2 separate regions of the Homo sapiens genome follow, and region 2 is linked to region 1. Evidence: chromatin contacts called from ENCODE Hi-C or POLR2A ChIA-PET data. All regions are on one chromosome and are shown on one strand. Each heading gives the region's core, a stretch centred on a gene start or an enhancer-like site at or near the end of the contact. The rest is flanking DNA. Distances are from core to core; before and after follow the strand shown. Region 1 overlaps SLC22A23 (solute carrier family 22 member 23). Region 2 overlaps SLC22A23 (solute carrier family 22 member 23).

Evidence for each region. Hi-C counts contacts between places; a loop is a spot of excess contacts on that map. ChIA-PET counts read pairs that join two places held with the same protein, here RNA polymerase II (POLR2A). Pooled maps may share reads with other maps.
Region 2: a loop to region 1 is called in a map of sigmoid colon, with 2.1 times the contacts of the local background. The contact joins two enhancer-like sites. A Hi-C loop is called at or near these places in 5 of 168 maps with a recorded cell type or tissue (K562, breast epithelium, endothelial cell of umbilical vein and 2 more) and 7 of 50 pooled maps. POLR2A ChIA-PET finds 5 or more read pairs at or near these places in 10 of 52 experiments (AG04449, AG04450, HCT116 and 7 more).

The regions. Positions count from the first base shown.
Region 1 is chr6:3,279,326-3,286,965 of GRCh38, forward strand. SLC22A23 (solute carrier family 22 member 23) reads right to left here. Exons shown (of 10, transcript NM_015482.2): 7 at 7,534-7,640; 8 at 5,754-5,786; 9 at 4,527-4,650. Among named protein-coding and RNA genes, the nearest start is that of PSMG4, 24 kb to the left of the region's middle. RefSeq lists enhancers at 296-355, 3,193-4,120, 7,602-7,640 and a silencer at 2,770-3,064. Within about 2 kb of position 2,971, at least 8 of the 41 ENCODE cell types and tissues checked have a DNase peak (open chromatin) inside an H3K27ac peak, as active enhancers do; they include PC-3, where a contact is called at or near this core.
Region 2 is chr6:3,325,681-3,333,320 of GRCh38, forward strand. The region is part of intron 3 of SLC22A23 (solute carrier family 22 member 23); the gene reads right to left. Among named protein-coding and RNA genes, the nearest start is that of PSMG4, 71 kb to the left of the region's middle. Within about 2 kb of position 3,936, at least 7 of the 41 ENCODE cell types and tissues checked have a DNase peak (open chromatin) inside an H3K27ac peak, as active enhancers do; they include PC-3, where a contact is called at or near this core.

The DNA.
Region 1 (7,640 bases), core at 1,721-4,220:
CATGGTGAAACCCCGTCTCTACTAAAAATACAAAAATTAGTTGGGTGTGGTGGCGCGTGCACGTAATCCCAGCTGCTTGGGAGGCTGAGGCAGGAGAATCACTTGAACCAGGGAGTTGGAGGTTGCAGTGAGCCGAGATCACGCGACTGCACTCCAGCCTGGCAACAGAGCAAGGCTCCGTCTCAAAAAAAAAAAAAAAAAAAAAAAAAAATCCTTGACATCATTCAGTACGATTAGGAAAAATTTTGGCAGAAGTTGGTATGCCATTTTTGGCTTTGTTTTTTTTTCTCTCTTGAAATCTCAGAGAAAGAGATTGTTACATCCTTGGTTTTAAGGTGTTGGGTTCCTTTCCTGCCCCTGAAATGTGGGCTCTGCCAGTGCCTTTTCTGCTTTTCTCTGGGTTGTCACTAGAGGGCAGCATACGCCCGTGTTTAGAAGTCAGAGCTGCTTGATTTACGGACAGAGAACCGAGGGCGCACACTGCCTCCTTGGGCTTTAGGAGCACAAAATTGTAATACCCACGGGATATCTTTATTTTACTAGCAATAGGATCTCAATAAGGTAGGAAAACTGATATGCAGGCCGACTTCTTACTAGAAATGGCAAACTTCATTGAATTAAGGATTCCAGAATCAAATTGCTGTTAGCCATGTGAACGTTACCATCTCACATTGAAACACCCGAGGCGAGGCTCCTGTTCTAGCTCCTCTTTTATATTACTTAATGTGACTTGACTAAATTTCTGTGAAGTTGAGGATAAGCAAATATTTGTACCATTTTTTATAGAAATAAATACAACTGCTGAAGATGCCCAGCGAAGAAGAAGAATATGAACTGTCCTGTGCTGAGCCCAGGCCCTTTGCACATGGCCTCCATTCTCCACCCCCGCCTAACAAGGTGCCTGTAGTCAGTTTTGTTTTAAGACAAGGACACTAAAGCCGGCCGAGGGACCCACCCAAGGCCACACAGGGAGGCGGCCTCAGGATCATGGGCAGCTCCGTCTGGTTCCTTCCCAGGCTCCGGGCCATATCATCAGCACCCTCCCCTCATCCTGCCCCGCTGCTCATCGCTCGCACGCCACAGGCGCTGCCGGCATGGGACGCATGCTGGCTTCCTGTCTGCTACTCAGTACTTGTTTTCAGATGTGACATTTTTAAGACACAACTTTTTTTTTTTTTTTTTTTTTTTGAGATGGAGTCTCGCTCTGTCGCCCAGGCTGGAGTGCAGTGGCGCGATCTCGGCTCACTGTAAGCTCCGCCTCCTGGGTTCACGCCATTCTCCTGCCTCAGCCTCCTGAGTAGCTGGGACTACAGGCGCCCGCCACCACGCCCGGCTAATTTTTTTTGTATTTTTAGTAGAGACGGGGTTTCATCGTGTTAGCCAGATCCTCTCGATCTCCTGACCTCGTGATCTGCCCGCCTCAGCCTCCCAAAGTGCTGGGATTACAGGCGTGAGCCACCGTGCCCGGCCTTTAAGATACAACTTTTTAAAGAAGTTGAACAGACTCTGATACTCCCTTAACCCCAGGTCATCCTGGCCCTCGGTGCCTATTCTTGAGGCAGCATTAGAGCGGAAGACAGATGTCAGGGAGTCGTCAGTCAGGGAGTGTCTCAGGGAGGCCTGTCCGACTTATGATCTAGAAAGGGCCAGGGCTGCCGGAGTGGGCAGGGCAGGAGAAAACAGGCGGGTGTCATGATCACCAGCGCCTGCCTCCTCTCTCACCTGGACCCCTCCGTGAGGGCAAAGGAAGCCTCGGAGCCCACCTGGAGCATCCAGATGGACAGTGGATAGAAAAGATCCGCCCCAGCACAGCCAGCAGCTGCTTCCAGATCCGCCCAGGACCCCAGGCCACTTCTGCCCATGTCAAGCTGGGAGATGGGCACAGTCAGATAGACTTGCAAAGTCACCCAACTCCCAATGTCTTACAGATGAATCAGAGCTGTGCACTGGCTGATGAGAACCACCACCTGGCCTGGGCCTGAGCGGGTAGCTGGTTCTGTCAACGCGAGGTCTGAACAGAATCTCATGAAACAATATTTAGTTAACTTGGCCTCTATCATCCTTGGGGCAATAGATTTCTGCAGGCCTTTGTTGCTTTTTGTGGTGGAACAAGTATGAAAAGTATAAAAGCATTTTTTGAACTTTTTGCAGAAAATTTCATATCCTAATATTTGCTTCCAGGCAGTCCATCCTGGCCCCTTACCCTTTGCTGCCAGAAGGCTTGTCTGTAATAGTGTCACAGGGAAAGGCTAGTTCTGTGCTAAGAAAGATGGAGCTCACGGGCCCCAGGCTGCCCATCGTGGCTTATCTTGGAATTTTCTCTGTGAAGTGGGGGGATGGTAGGGGAGTCTACTTCCATCCTAGGGCCTCCGTGGGAATTGTTCCTCAGTCATTTGCAAGAAAGAGCTGTGGCCTCCCGATGGCACGGGTGAAAAGGGCTCCCAGCGAGAAGAGGGATTTGTCAGGAACGCTAGACATTCTCCCAGCCTGGCCCAGGGACCCCCTTTGGACTTAATTTCCTTTCATCCTCTGCAGGCACAAAAGCATCACCAAGGGTCACATATTTTTTCCAGTTTGTCATCTTGGCAAGCTGAATCTGAGAACATGTTTGTTGAATTTCTATCCTCAAATCTTTCCAGGTTTGCGTCAAAGAGGAAAAGCTTACAGCATTTCCTTCCGTCTAGCTTGCTAAGCCAAATCTAACAGAGAATAATGATGCCTACCAACTGCCAGAGTTAAGGGGTACCCGCTAGCCACCCCCTCCCCCAACAAAATATGCATAATCATGCAAAGGCTGCAGGAGGCCAGCTGGAAACCCAGAAGGTCTGACTGTGGATTCTGGTCTATTGAAAGACTTGGCTTTGCTGTTTTGTTTGATAAAGGAGAGAAATTTCACTTTCCGTCCTTTAGACAGGGAGTGAGCCTGCGGTCGGCCTGAGGTATCCTGCAACTGCAAGCACTAAATAAGCTCCTGACTCATCTCTCCCCTGTGGCTGATGCAGAAGGTAGGGACAGGATGAGTTCCTTGTGCTTAATCATACAATGCCTTGGCATTTCTGTCCAGGTGCCCAGTAGCTGTCAGGCTGGGCCTGTAGGATACGATCCAAGAGAATGAATCAAAAAGTGTGGACGTGAAGATGCTGTTGTTAGCATGGCTACTGGAAATGTGGAAAGTAAGAAAGTCCACGGACCTGCCTACTTGCTCCCAAAGCCTTCCCCAGCTTAGCCTCCACATAGTCTGCCTTGGACTGGAATAGCCGCTACTGGATTTTCCCAAGGGTGTCATTATGCGGACACCTGGGTTTTGACTCACGGCTGAACTACTGCCATTACTCTCAAGTTCTGTTTTATGAAGGCACGTGCATGAGAAATGCTGATACTCCTTTAAGAAGTTCAGTGTGGTATAACTCAAGCTCCTCAGTAAGTCACAAACAGTGTAGGAAAATGACTGCAGCTGAGTGATGCCCTTTTAGTGGAGGCGTGCCTTTTTATTAACCTATAAGCATGGTGGCAACAGTAAATGGCGTGTAGCACCCATGAACCACGACCCAGGGGCAGAGACGGCACCAGGAAGGGGTCAGCCTCACTTTCCGAACTAAAGCAAAAGTGGCTGAGCACAGGTTAGTCACACCTTTTAGGGAGGTATGAAATGGCCGCAGACTCCACGAGGGCGGGACTGTGCTGCTGTGTTTTCTGGGCCTAGTGTCTGGCGCGCAGTGGGCTCTCCATCCATGTTTCTTACATGAGTCAGTAATCTCACTCGCTGTGCTCGCTTTGGATTCATGACATCAACTTCTCAGGTCAGTATGAAATAAGGCTCTTTTGGCCTGGCACGGTGGTTCACGCCTGTAATCCTAGCACTTTGGGAGGCCAAGGTGGGGGGATCACCTGAGGTCAGGAGTTCGAGACCAGCCTGGCCAACCAGGTGAAACCACGTCTCTACTAAAAATGTAAAAATTAGCCGGGCGTGGTGGCGCACACCTATAATCCCAGCTACTCTGGAGGCTGAGGCAGGAGAATCACCTGAACTTGGGAGGCAGAGGTTGCAGTGAGCCAAGATCATGCCATTGTACTCCAGGCTGGGCAATAAGAGTGAAACTCCATCTCGGGGAGGGCCGGGGGGTAGGCTCTTTCTACTTTGTGAAACATTTTGCACTAGCTGTGCCGTGAGGTCTCTTAGCAGAGTTGGCAGCACAGGTTCTGGTGGAAGTGCGGCATAAGTGATCCGCTGCACTCCCCCCCTTGCCAGACGCTCAGACACTGACATATTTCCTGGGCCCAGAGTAGCTCCCTGTTCCCCCTTCCTCCTGCTGCTGCCTGGACAGGACCCCAGGGCCAGGTTCTCACTGCCTCTTGGGCGCCTCGGGGTTGGGTCCAACAGCCACCTCAGCTATGAACCACGAAGCTGATGTGTCCAGAGCCAGAGACAGAGCTGACGCTGGTTAATCCCACACCAGCCTGGAGCCAGGGACTCGTCTTTGATTTCCGAGAAGCCGGCGTCCCCTGGGGTGTCTCCCATGACGCACCTTATCACCGTCGGGGTGATCTCCGCACAGAAGAACACGCTGAGGCTCCCCACCGCATGGGAGGCAAACATGCCCACGATGGAAAACGCGATGGAAAATTTGTCCTTGACGCTGTCACTCATCCCTGGGGGAAGGTCAGAAGAAGGTGGTGAGGGAAGAGAGGAAGCCAGGCCAGGGTGGGAGGGAGGCCTGGGGCTGCACAGCACAGCTCCTTCCCAGTGTCCAGCTTGCGGCATGGATGGGTATGCAATTCCCTCTGGGGACCAAGCAGCACCTCAAGGACTAGAAGCCCAGAGCCCCTGCAGTGGGTTTTGTGGGGCTTCTATGAGTCCCTGTGCGTCAAGCATGCTGAAGCTCATGGTGGCCTCTATTGGAATTCCTCAGCCGGGAGCCATGCCTGGTGGGAGGGCAGGCTGGCATGTCCCTGGTGCCACAGCGACATCCCTCTGCCCTGGCCTATGTTTGCTCCAGTCAGGTCTGATGTGCCCAACGTGTGGGACAGGGTAGCTGAGTCAGGGTTGATTTAAGGAAACAAAAACTCAAGCCACAGAATTTATGGGCCCAGAAGGCAAGTGTTCAACCCATCAAAGCCCTCGTAAATGGCACCGGAGACCGACCTCGCGCCAGGACAGGGTCTGGCACAGTGCACGGGCATGCTGTCAGGACCATACAGCTGGGGCTCAGCTCAGCTTCCCCAAGGCTGCATAGAGGGCAAGCACTCTCCAGGGACACGGGCGAGGGCTGGGGCAGGCCAGGCGGGTGCAGCAGCAGCTTCGAGGTGCAGGGCGGCACTGTGCTGTCCCCATGGGCTGCAGGGCAGCAAGCTTACATGAGTCAAAGGGGGACAGCGGCTTCCCCTGGCAGCACAGACAGCCGGGCCCCAGCACTCCCAGGCTTTCTCCCCCCACCCAGACAACTGTCCCTAAGACAAAGCATGTTGGCGCCGGGCCAGGGCCTGTGCTGAGCCTGGTGCCAGGGGAAGGGGCGGGGGCATGCGTGCCAAGCAGCACACAAACAGGGAAGCACCAGTCGCTCTTTCTAGAGGCAAGAGGGAGAATACAAATGTATCCGTATAGTGTCCAACCTACGGCCAACTTCAGCTGCAGTTCTTGGAGGGCAACGGGGAGAAAGAGAAAATGGAAACCACAGGTCCGTGAGTCTTCGAGAAAACACCCATTTAGATGTAATATGAGACGAGGAAGCACAGCCCACGCGCTTGGGACTCACCTGAGTCTGGGTGCTGGCTGTACTTTCCAATCACTGGACCCGCAGACATGATCGCACCCACACGGACAAGGGCCAAGCAAGCGAGAAGAGAGAAGAGAGCACATTAGGTGTGGAGTTAGCCTAGCGTGTTCCCATGCGACTTGGTTCAAGCAAACTCCCTTCCGTGTCTGGGATGGCGCTGGCCGCCGGGGCAGTGGAATTCATACTGCGCTAAACAAAGATCTTTTTGTTAGGAAGACAGGAGTGAGACCCTGCTGGCCTCAGAGCCTGAGGAGAAAATGGAACCTTCACAGTGAGACCCCAGCAGGTGCAAAGGGTGAGCTTCCTTGCATGTAAAGTCACCCACAGGTCACTGCCGCCTGCATTCAAGCTGCGTCAAGTGCTGTGGGGTGCCCCTGCCAGCCCCAGCTCTGCTCCTCACGGCTGCTTGGTGTTCGCCTGGGGCTCCTGTGCATTCCTGCTCAGGGCCAAAGGGGCACCACAACACCCGGGGGCTGAGGCACCCTGCCACTTCCGTCCCAACTGTGTGAGCAGGAGACTCCCTGGAAGGGCAGCTGGGGAACGGGGATGGAGGGAGACAGGCGCCACGTGTGCAATCCATTAGCTAAGCCTAACAGCAGTCTCCCAGCAAGGTATAGATTGCATAAGAACTGTCCAAGTTAGAAAGCTGCTCCTGAGTTTGAAGTGAGCCATCTCTAATCTAGGCTGCACGACAAGGCCGCTCTGATCTGGGTGCGGTGGACAGCCCTGGCGTCTAGTTCTGAGAGCCCGGGTTCATTTTCCTTGTAAAGGCAGGGGAGCTCTGTGGGGTCGATGTTCCCGCAGTGTCCTGAGCCTGTCCCAGGAGGACCGTGCCAGGGTGGGAGAAGAGGCTCATCGGTCCTGCCTGTTCACGTCGCGCCCTGGGCTGGCCACGGAGATGCTGTGGTGGTTTGTCCATACACGGGAATGGGTATTTGTTGGTGAGGAGCTATACAGAGCTTGCTGGAAGGGCCAGATGGACTCTCTAGCTTTGCCTTAGATTTTTTTTTTTTTTTTGAGATGGAGTCTTGCTCTGTCACCCAGGCTGGAGTGCAGTGCTGCGATCTCAGCTTACTGCAACCTCTGCCTCCCAAGTTCAAGTGATTCTTCTGCCTCAGCCTCCTGAGTAGCTGGGACTACAGGCGTGTACCACCAAGCCCAGCTAATTATTTTTTGTATATTTAGTAGAGATGGGGTTTCACTACATTGGTCAGGCTGGTTTGAACTCCTGACCTCATGATCCGACCGCCTCAGCCTCCCAAAGTGCTGGGATTACAGGCGTGAGCCACCGCACCCGGCCAGATTATTTTTAACCTTTACTGAGAAATTCTTTGGTCCAAAGAGAAGCTGATGAACTCGGGAACATCTGCTGAAAAGCAGGGCCCTAATGCAAGGGTGACAAAACAGATTTATTTCCCCCTTAATGTCACTCGAAAGAGACAATCCTTTGTTCTTCTTGGTCATGTGATGAATCACACAGAAGCAGTCTACCTATTAGCAAAGACTGGGCCACCAGGACTCGGAAGGAATCATGGTGCAGCCCGGGCCGGGGCAGGGGCAGGGGGAGGCGGGAAGGCCCAGTGCCCTCTAAGGCGGGCTCCACAGATGCTCTCAACTGAAGCTCTGTTCTCCCCAAAGCAGCTCCTTCCAGCAGTAGATTTTAGAGTGGCCAGCGGAGTCTTATGCAGCCCTTTCAAATGCCCTTGGGGATCTGCCAGCTTCCCTCCCTGCACCCAGCCCACCTCCCCGACCCACTCACGGTTGAGGAGGCCGAGCTGCAGGAGTGAGGCCAGGGCGGTGAGGATCATGAAGAGCAGCAGCCCTCCCCTGCGCCCGAGGAATCGGACCACCACGCACATGGCCAGG
Region 2 (7,640 bases), core at 2,686-5,185, 47 kb after region 1:
GGTCTTTTAAGAAAAGACTAACAGTTGTAGGTCTTGTTTTCATTTATTAAGCACAAGCAGTAAATTGGCTGCTATGGAAACCAGAAATCTATATTAGCCACGGTAAATTCAGTGTTGGAAGCTCAGCATGGGCTAGTATCAGATAAGGAAATTCAGCACTTGGCCATCCAGGTAACCTTTAAACAAAGTCAAAGAGATAATGTGGAAACAGCATGATGGCGTCGTATCAGTGGTTTGCTGGTACAGCAGACATATATTGCTTGCTGTTTTTCTCTTCAATACCTCTCTTTAGTGACATGATACAATGAAAATATCTGCAACTACACTTCTTTTACCAGAGTCTCCCTTTGGGATGTCTAACCCCACATCCTAATCTACACTGATGTGATGTCACACAAGGGATCATGAGGCCACTTCCCAGACCAGGTTCTAGGTTTGCGGATGAGCAGGGAAAATGCTCCCTTGCTGGACCAGTCTGGCTTCAGTCTCCTCTTGCTACAAGTGAGTTGCTGTGGCTGGCACATCTCTTAGTGTGACTGTCAATATGACAATTATTAAATGGTCATAGCTTTTCCTCCAAAGGTTGTCTCAATCCTCTCCTGTAAACAAGTGGTCGGCGTGGCCCCTAACCCTTTGCTGCCTGAAGTGTAGCGTGTGAACCTGCTGTGTCGGTATCGCATGCGATCACATGCGAGCTTGTTAGAAATGCAGCATCTTAGGCCCCACCCAGACCTAGAGAATCAGCATCTGCATCTTAATGAGCTCCCCAGACAACTCCTTGAGAAGCACTGGCTCACCGCATTTCTCCAAAACTGTAAGCATGTTTTGCCTCACAGACATATCGGTGGGAGCTGGAGAAGTGGAATAATTTTCTGACCTCTCCACTCCTTCTGTTTTTGCTAGGAATCCTAGCAGAGCCTTGACTTTATTTCAGCAGGTAGAAAAATGCAGAGCACTCCAGCAGAGACTTGGTATTTTAGCATTGCTGCCTAGGCAATGGAAAAACACAGCGGCTTGATGTAAGGACACAGGTATGGCCATCTGCAGTTAACTACCTTTTTTTGTCTTGACTCACCAGTAAATCTTTCCAAACTGCTTGAATCTAACTATATTCTGAAGGTGGCTATAAAGATGTTTTTGTAAAAGAAAGCAATGATTAAGAAACTGCAGGCACTTGAGGATTGCCATTAATCACAAGTTTCTCTGGAAGATGACAAATCAGTTTTTTTGGAAGTGGGAGAGGAAAGAACACATGAGGACATTTCAGCCTTGAGTCCCGGCATCCATCAGGAGGGACGGGGACTGCAGGTGGATCGTTTCTGCTGGGAGGGACGGGGACTGCAGGTGGATCGTTTCTGCTGGGAGGGACGGGGACTGCAGGTGGATCGTTTCTGCTGGGAGGGACGGGGACTGCAGGTGGATAGTTTTTGCTGGGCTCTGCAAGCAGAAGCATTTGGTGCAGCAGCTCCCACACCTTGAAGATGGTTCCAGTCGCCTGGCCAGGGGCCACTGGCCTTGGGCTTGAAAGGCAGGGAATGATGTCCCCAATCCAACTGCCCCTTCAGGGCCTGGCTACTGTGGAGAGTAGATCACTCACAGGCAGGTGTCCACAGTGCCCGTGGAAGACCTTGGCTGGCAGCTGTGTCCCGGTACTTACTAGAATCAATTTCTTTGCCAATGGAACCAAACCCAAATCCTTTTAGTAGATTTTCATTCATGGGCAGCCAGACTCTCCCTGATTATGTAAAACATTTAAGGGCCACAAGAAAGTATCTTGGGTGATGCATCAAAGATTCAAACATTAAACTATCTCAAGTGGCCAGCATGTAGCACTTCCACTGCTGTGGTTAAAAGCCTGGACTCCGTAGCTAGAGTGCCCAAGTTCAAATCCTGCTCCTGGTACATAGAAGCTGTGACCTTGGTTCAGTCAGTTAGGAGTTCTGTGCCTCAGTTTTTTTGTCTGCAAAATGGGGTGTTGTGAGCACTAAACAGCATATAGTGCTAGAACATAGGTGCTATGTGTTACAATCTCGTGCATTATTTTTCCAGATTTTGGAATACTTGCATATACATAACGAGATATCTTGGGCAAGGGACCCAAGTCTAAAAACAAAATTCATTTATGTTTCATATAAATCTTATATACATAGCCTGAAGGTAATTTTATATGAGATTTTGAATAATTTTGTGCATGAAACAAAGTTTTGACTGAGACCCATCATATAAGGTCATGTGTGAAATTTTCTACTTGTGGTGTCATTTAGGTGCTCAAAAAGTTTCAGATTCTAGAGCATTTCAGATTTCAGATGTTCTGATTAGGGATGCCCAACCTGCATAACAATATAATTATTGCCAAGTCGCTCATTGGTCTCATTCGACATGGTGAGATCCTGTCTCTAAAAAACAACCAACCAAACAAACAACCGTTACTTTTCCCCTAACACCTTAATGAAGAATGCTTACAAGCTACTCTTGGCAACTAGATATACTTTGTCGATAAGCAGAGAGATTACTGAGGGTTGTGAGAATGAAACAGTACGTAGCTGAGACTGAACTGAGGCATTTGTTTAGTGAATCAACAGGGACCATGACTAAGTCTGAGCACAGAGGCCGCCCGGAGGCTTTGATAGAAAAGTGGCATTGTTAGGAGGCCACAGCTCTGGGAGATACGCTTTTCGGAAGTCGTCAGATTCTTACAAATTTTCAGGAGGAAAAGCACATTGCGCTTCCCAGGGTAGACACTTTATGTGACGGAGGAGGAAGGCCTGAGGGAGTGGGGTGTGGGGGTTTGATGTGTCACGTGGCGGGGCTGCAGTCTTAGGCATTTGCTCAAACAGGAACCCCGGTGCTGCCAGGAGAGAGCTGACTTTGAGCGAGGGGCTTCTAGATAATTTGGGTGGGTCTCGCCTCATCTGTTGAAAGACCTGAACATAGGGCCGAGGCTTCCTTGAGGAGGAAGAAGATTCCACCTGTGGACGGCAGTGCCCGCCCCCATGCCCTGGAGTCCTGATGGCTGGCCCTCCCGCTGGCCCCTCATGGATGTCAGCCTGGCCACCCCTCACAGTCGTGTGGGCCAATTCCTCGCAGAAAATCTCTAAATATCTCCTGTTGTTTCCTCTTCTCTGGTTGAACTCTGAGGCGGAGGTCAGGAGGTCCTGCCCATCACACAGGCTCACACGAGGCCTCCCGTGAAGCCCATCTCCGAAGCTGCACCCCCTCCCTCCCCTTCTTACTCCCCACTCTCTCATCCTGTCCCTGCTTCTCTTCCCCGGCCAGCCTGGACCAGGTCCCAGCCTCACAGGGCACTGCCAAGCTCAAGGGACCGTCTGTCAAAACACTGCAGCACCCAGGGAGGAGCCCCAGGGAGCACGCAAAGGTCCGAGCTGTGCTACTGAGCAGGGCTTGGCCCCAGCTCCAGCGGCTAAGGCATCTGCCCACCAGAAATACCAGGGGTGGCCAAAGTTTTAACATTCTCCCCCCACCTCCCTCATCCCCCACAAACACACACACCGATCTAACTGTTCATTGGATTCAGTGATTATAAATAAAATTTTAAAAACCTTTTGAAGCCAATCTTTGAAAAAAAAAGGCCCATCCTCCCATAATGCACAAATGAATAAAACACAACACTTATTCTTCCTTAAATACGTTTAAGAAACTCTTGAATGCTTATGACCATAGAGAGAATATACATTTTCTTGGGATTGCTAAGTGCTCCTGGCTTCTCTGAAATGAGAGTACAGGATTTTTCTGGACTGGAGTTGGCAAGTAACAAAGGAATATATTAAGTTGACTGACAATACTTAAGCCAGAGGACAGGAATTCACAGAATTGTGCCCGCGGAACAAAGCGTGCCATGCAGGGTATGGGATGAGGCGCCCGCTCTGGCCTAGAGGTGGGGGTTAGATTCCTCCCCGGCCTCTGCTGGGCGGTGTGAAGTTACTCAGCCGCTCTGAGCCTGTGTCCTTGCAGCCAAGGTAGGTAACGATCGTACCTACCACATGAGGTGGTCATGAGAAAACGACACTCACGAAGCACTCGAGCGCACCTGGCTCATACTGAAGCCACGGAAGGCTTCCTATGTGTCGCTGGCCTCACAGACATGAGGCCACCCTGCTAAGCTGCCCCGGGCACTCTGCAGGCCCAAGGCCACTCTCGGGACAGGGCAAGTCTGCACAACTCACTGGCAGAGGGAGGTGAGACGGGCTCAGGAAAGGACAGCGTCTGCCCACACTGCTCAGGCTCCTAAATTAAACACAATTCCTGGAACAGGCCTGCGGAACGAGAAATCCTTCCAGAGGCCACTGCTGAACGGCCCGGCCATCCTCTCCCAAGGGGAAGCCTCTGCGAAGGCCGACTGGGCCACTAGGACACCGGGGCTTGGGGATCCCACCGCCCTGCCCAGCCCCAGAACACACAGGATTCAAAGAGGCCACTTCTCCAAACCCGCTGTCCTTACAAGTGGATCACCCCTCTCCTCCCCTCTCCCAGCCCTCCTCCATCATCCAATAGACTAGAAGCCCATTTCCACCAGCAGCGGGAAAATGTGGAAAGGAAGGAGGTGCAGTTTTCTCAACAGAGACTGGAGGGCTGGCCATGCTGCCTGCCTCGCTGGGCTTCCACCAACCTGGTTCAGGCTTGGCCCTAAGCTGCTGACACCCACCTGGAGACCACCACAGTCCTCTGAAGACAGCCCCATCATCCTGGACTGCGCCCCTCCCTGGCAAAGTGGAGAACTGCAGGGAGCTTCCTCTTACTCGCTGGCCTCACCATCTCCCAGACCACCATGCGAGCCTCTCTCCTCTTCCCTGCACCCTCCCTCCTTCCTGTCACTCCCCAAGTGGGCCTGGAAGTGAACACACCACTCAATAATTACTGCCACAGGCAAGGACGCATGGCCCCCAGAATCCTGGAAAATAGACTTTGGGACATGTGATTGTGGAATTCCTTATTATAGCAGAAGGGCCTGAAATTGCCAGTCATGGAGACCCAAATAGCATTTGAGGGTATTCCTGTAAAAGCTTGCCATTACAGCTCTACATCTCCCCTTCCGCGTGGAAGGCGTCCTCTTTCCTCTTAACTTAGGATCTGCCAACCCAAAGTAATGGTCAGAAGAATCTGAAAGAGTAGTTTTCTCCATTTAGAGAAAGGGAAAATTTTAAAAAACAGAGAAATTTTAAGTATTTCTTACAAATCACATTCCAGTGTCTGCCAGACATGTAGACATAGGCATTAAATGCTCAAATGCAGAAATACTGAATTAACTACCAATTGAATACCTATCATGTCTGCACTACTAGGCGAAGTAACAGCTCTCACTTGCTGAAAGCTAAATGCTTTGGGAGGTATTTTTCCTGTGTTAAATTCATTTAATCTGCACAATGACTGTATTATGTAGGTATTGTTTTTAATGCTCATTTTACATGAGAGGACCCTGAAACTCAGGGTGATTAAGGGACTGGTCCAAGATCCCACAGTTAAGAAATAAACAAGATGGGAGCTGAAGCCAGCTTCCCCTGTATTACCCCATATCTCTGCTGCAGGCAGAAGCTATCTTCAGGTATGGCCTCCTCTGTGCCCCACCAGAATCTAAGCTCCAAGGAGGGAAGGGCTTTTCAGGTTTTGCCTACTGCTGCTCCTCAGAGCCTAGGACTGTGCCTGACACACACCAGAAGCTCAGATACTTGTCGCATGAATAAATGTGAACATTTTTTCCTCCCTAGTTCAGTCACTTTACCAGTGCCCCCCAATCAATTATAGTCACCATGGAAGAGACTGGCCAGTGACTCTGTAGAAGCTGGCCCGGCACCCTACGTGGGAACTCATCAAAGTCCACATCATGGTTCTATATATTTATATGTGGATAATAATTTGAGGAAAATCAACCATAAAACCAAACATGAGCCACAGAGTTCAGTTTCTTTTCAGATTTTACTACCTTCTGTTTTTTCTTTAAAACTAACATTATAATGACTCAAATGAGGAACAGGGATTTGAATGCTCAGCAATCTCTTCTGTGTAAAAACAAAGACTGATGCTCAGCAGCACATGCTTAAGAATTTAAATTAATGACACTTTCAGTCTCCTAGTATTTAAAAACAGCAGAGAAAGCCAAGGAGAGGAACGACTTCAAACATCAGAATCCCCTCCCATCCACTGGAATTCTTTCCTTTCAGGTCTGTTGTTCATTGTCAAGCTAACTGAAGGAGCAGAGACGGGACAGGGTGGCTTTAAGGTGGAGAGCACAGCTTACCACCCAGGTTTTCCAACAACCAGTTCCAAAGTGACAATTCCCAATCCTCAGTTTTTCTGGTGCTATCCATTCTACGGATCAAAATCATACGCAGTGAGTGACCATGTTTGTAGAATTATATCACGCTTTTGAGCAAATGGAGCCTCACAGGCCTTCAGATTTGAAACCTCCGAGGCATGTGGCCAAACAGCCGAGCCCTAAATTACTTCAAGCTCTGTCCCATAACAGCATGCTCTCAGTTCCCCAGCTGTCGGAGGGCAGGGAAGATGATCTGACTTTTATTTCTCATCATCAGTGTCATCATCAATTGTCATTATTTTATGAGCTTGGCAAGCAATCAGGGAATCAGGGGCTGGGCGTATGGTAAACAGAATAGATCTCAATACCAGTTCACAGCATCACTACTGTGTGACATCTAGTAATAGTAAATATATTTTACTCTTTGGCATAATACTTCTAAATAGAGAAGAATTATTAGCAACTTAGTCTTTCCAAGTAAGTCTTCTTTTCTCTTCTTCTCTCATTTTCCCATCTTCTCTTGCATCTGGATTTAAAAACACTTTTCTTTTGAATGTTCATATATTCACAAAGAAGAGAGAATCATGTCATGAATATTTTGGATATGTTGCCCTTTTGGTTCTTCTGCCTCTTTCCCTCTCTTCTCTGTAATATTTTAAATCAGATTCCTGAAATCATGTCATTCTACTTTTAAATACAAATATGTCTCTCCTAAAAAAGACATTTTCACATCTAACAAAATTAACAATAATTCTTTAATATTATTCAATATCTAGTCTGTGTCCAACCTACTCAATTACTTCAAAAAAGTCTCTTTATAGTTTTTTTTTTAAATCAGGATCCAAACAAGATCCACATATTACATATCTTAATTCTCCTTCAGTCTAGAGCAGACTTCCCCCGACCCTCTTTCCCCATGGAACTTGAAGAAACCGCTGGTTTTATGTGACTGTCCCGTGATGTCGTTCACATGTTCCTTCATGCCCTGGTTTAATCTCTAAACTGGAAGCTCCACCTAATGTCTGGTGAGACCCAGGTTCAGGTTTTTGGAAGAGCGTATCGCAGCTGGTGCCTGTGCGTCACGGTGCTGCCCCGCAGGAGGTCACCTACTGGGAATGACGCTACCACTGACCCATGGAGCAAAGCGGCGGCGCCTCAGCCTCCCATCCTAGAGTTGTTCACCAACATTTTCCCTAAAGGTTTTGTAGGGAGTGCAAAATGGTGATCTGATTTTCTAATTCCATCCTTCACTGTATACTGTTTTCACCTTGAATTACTTTGGAAGGAAGAACTTGTATTCAGCAACAAGGGCCAGCTCTTTGCCCTGAAATACGGTCAGTTCAGAAGAGGCAGCATCATAAAATCACAA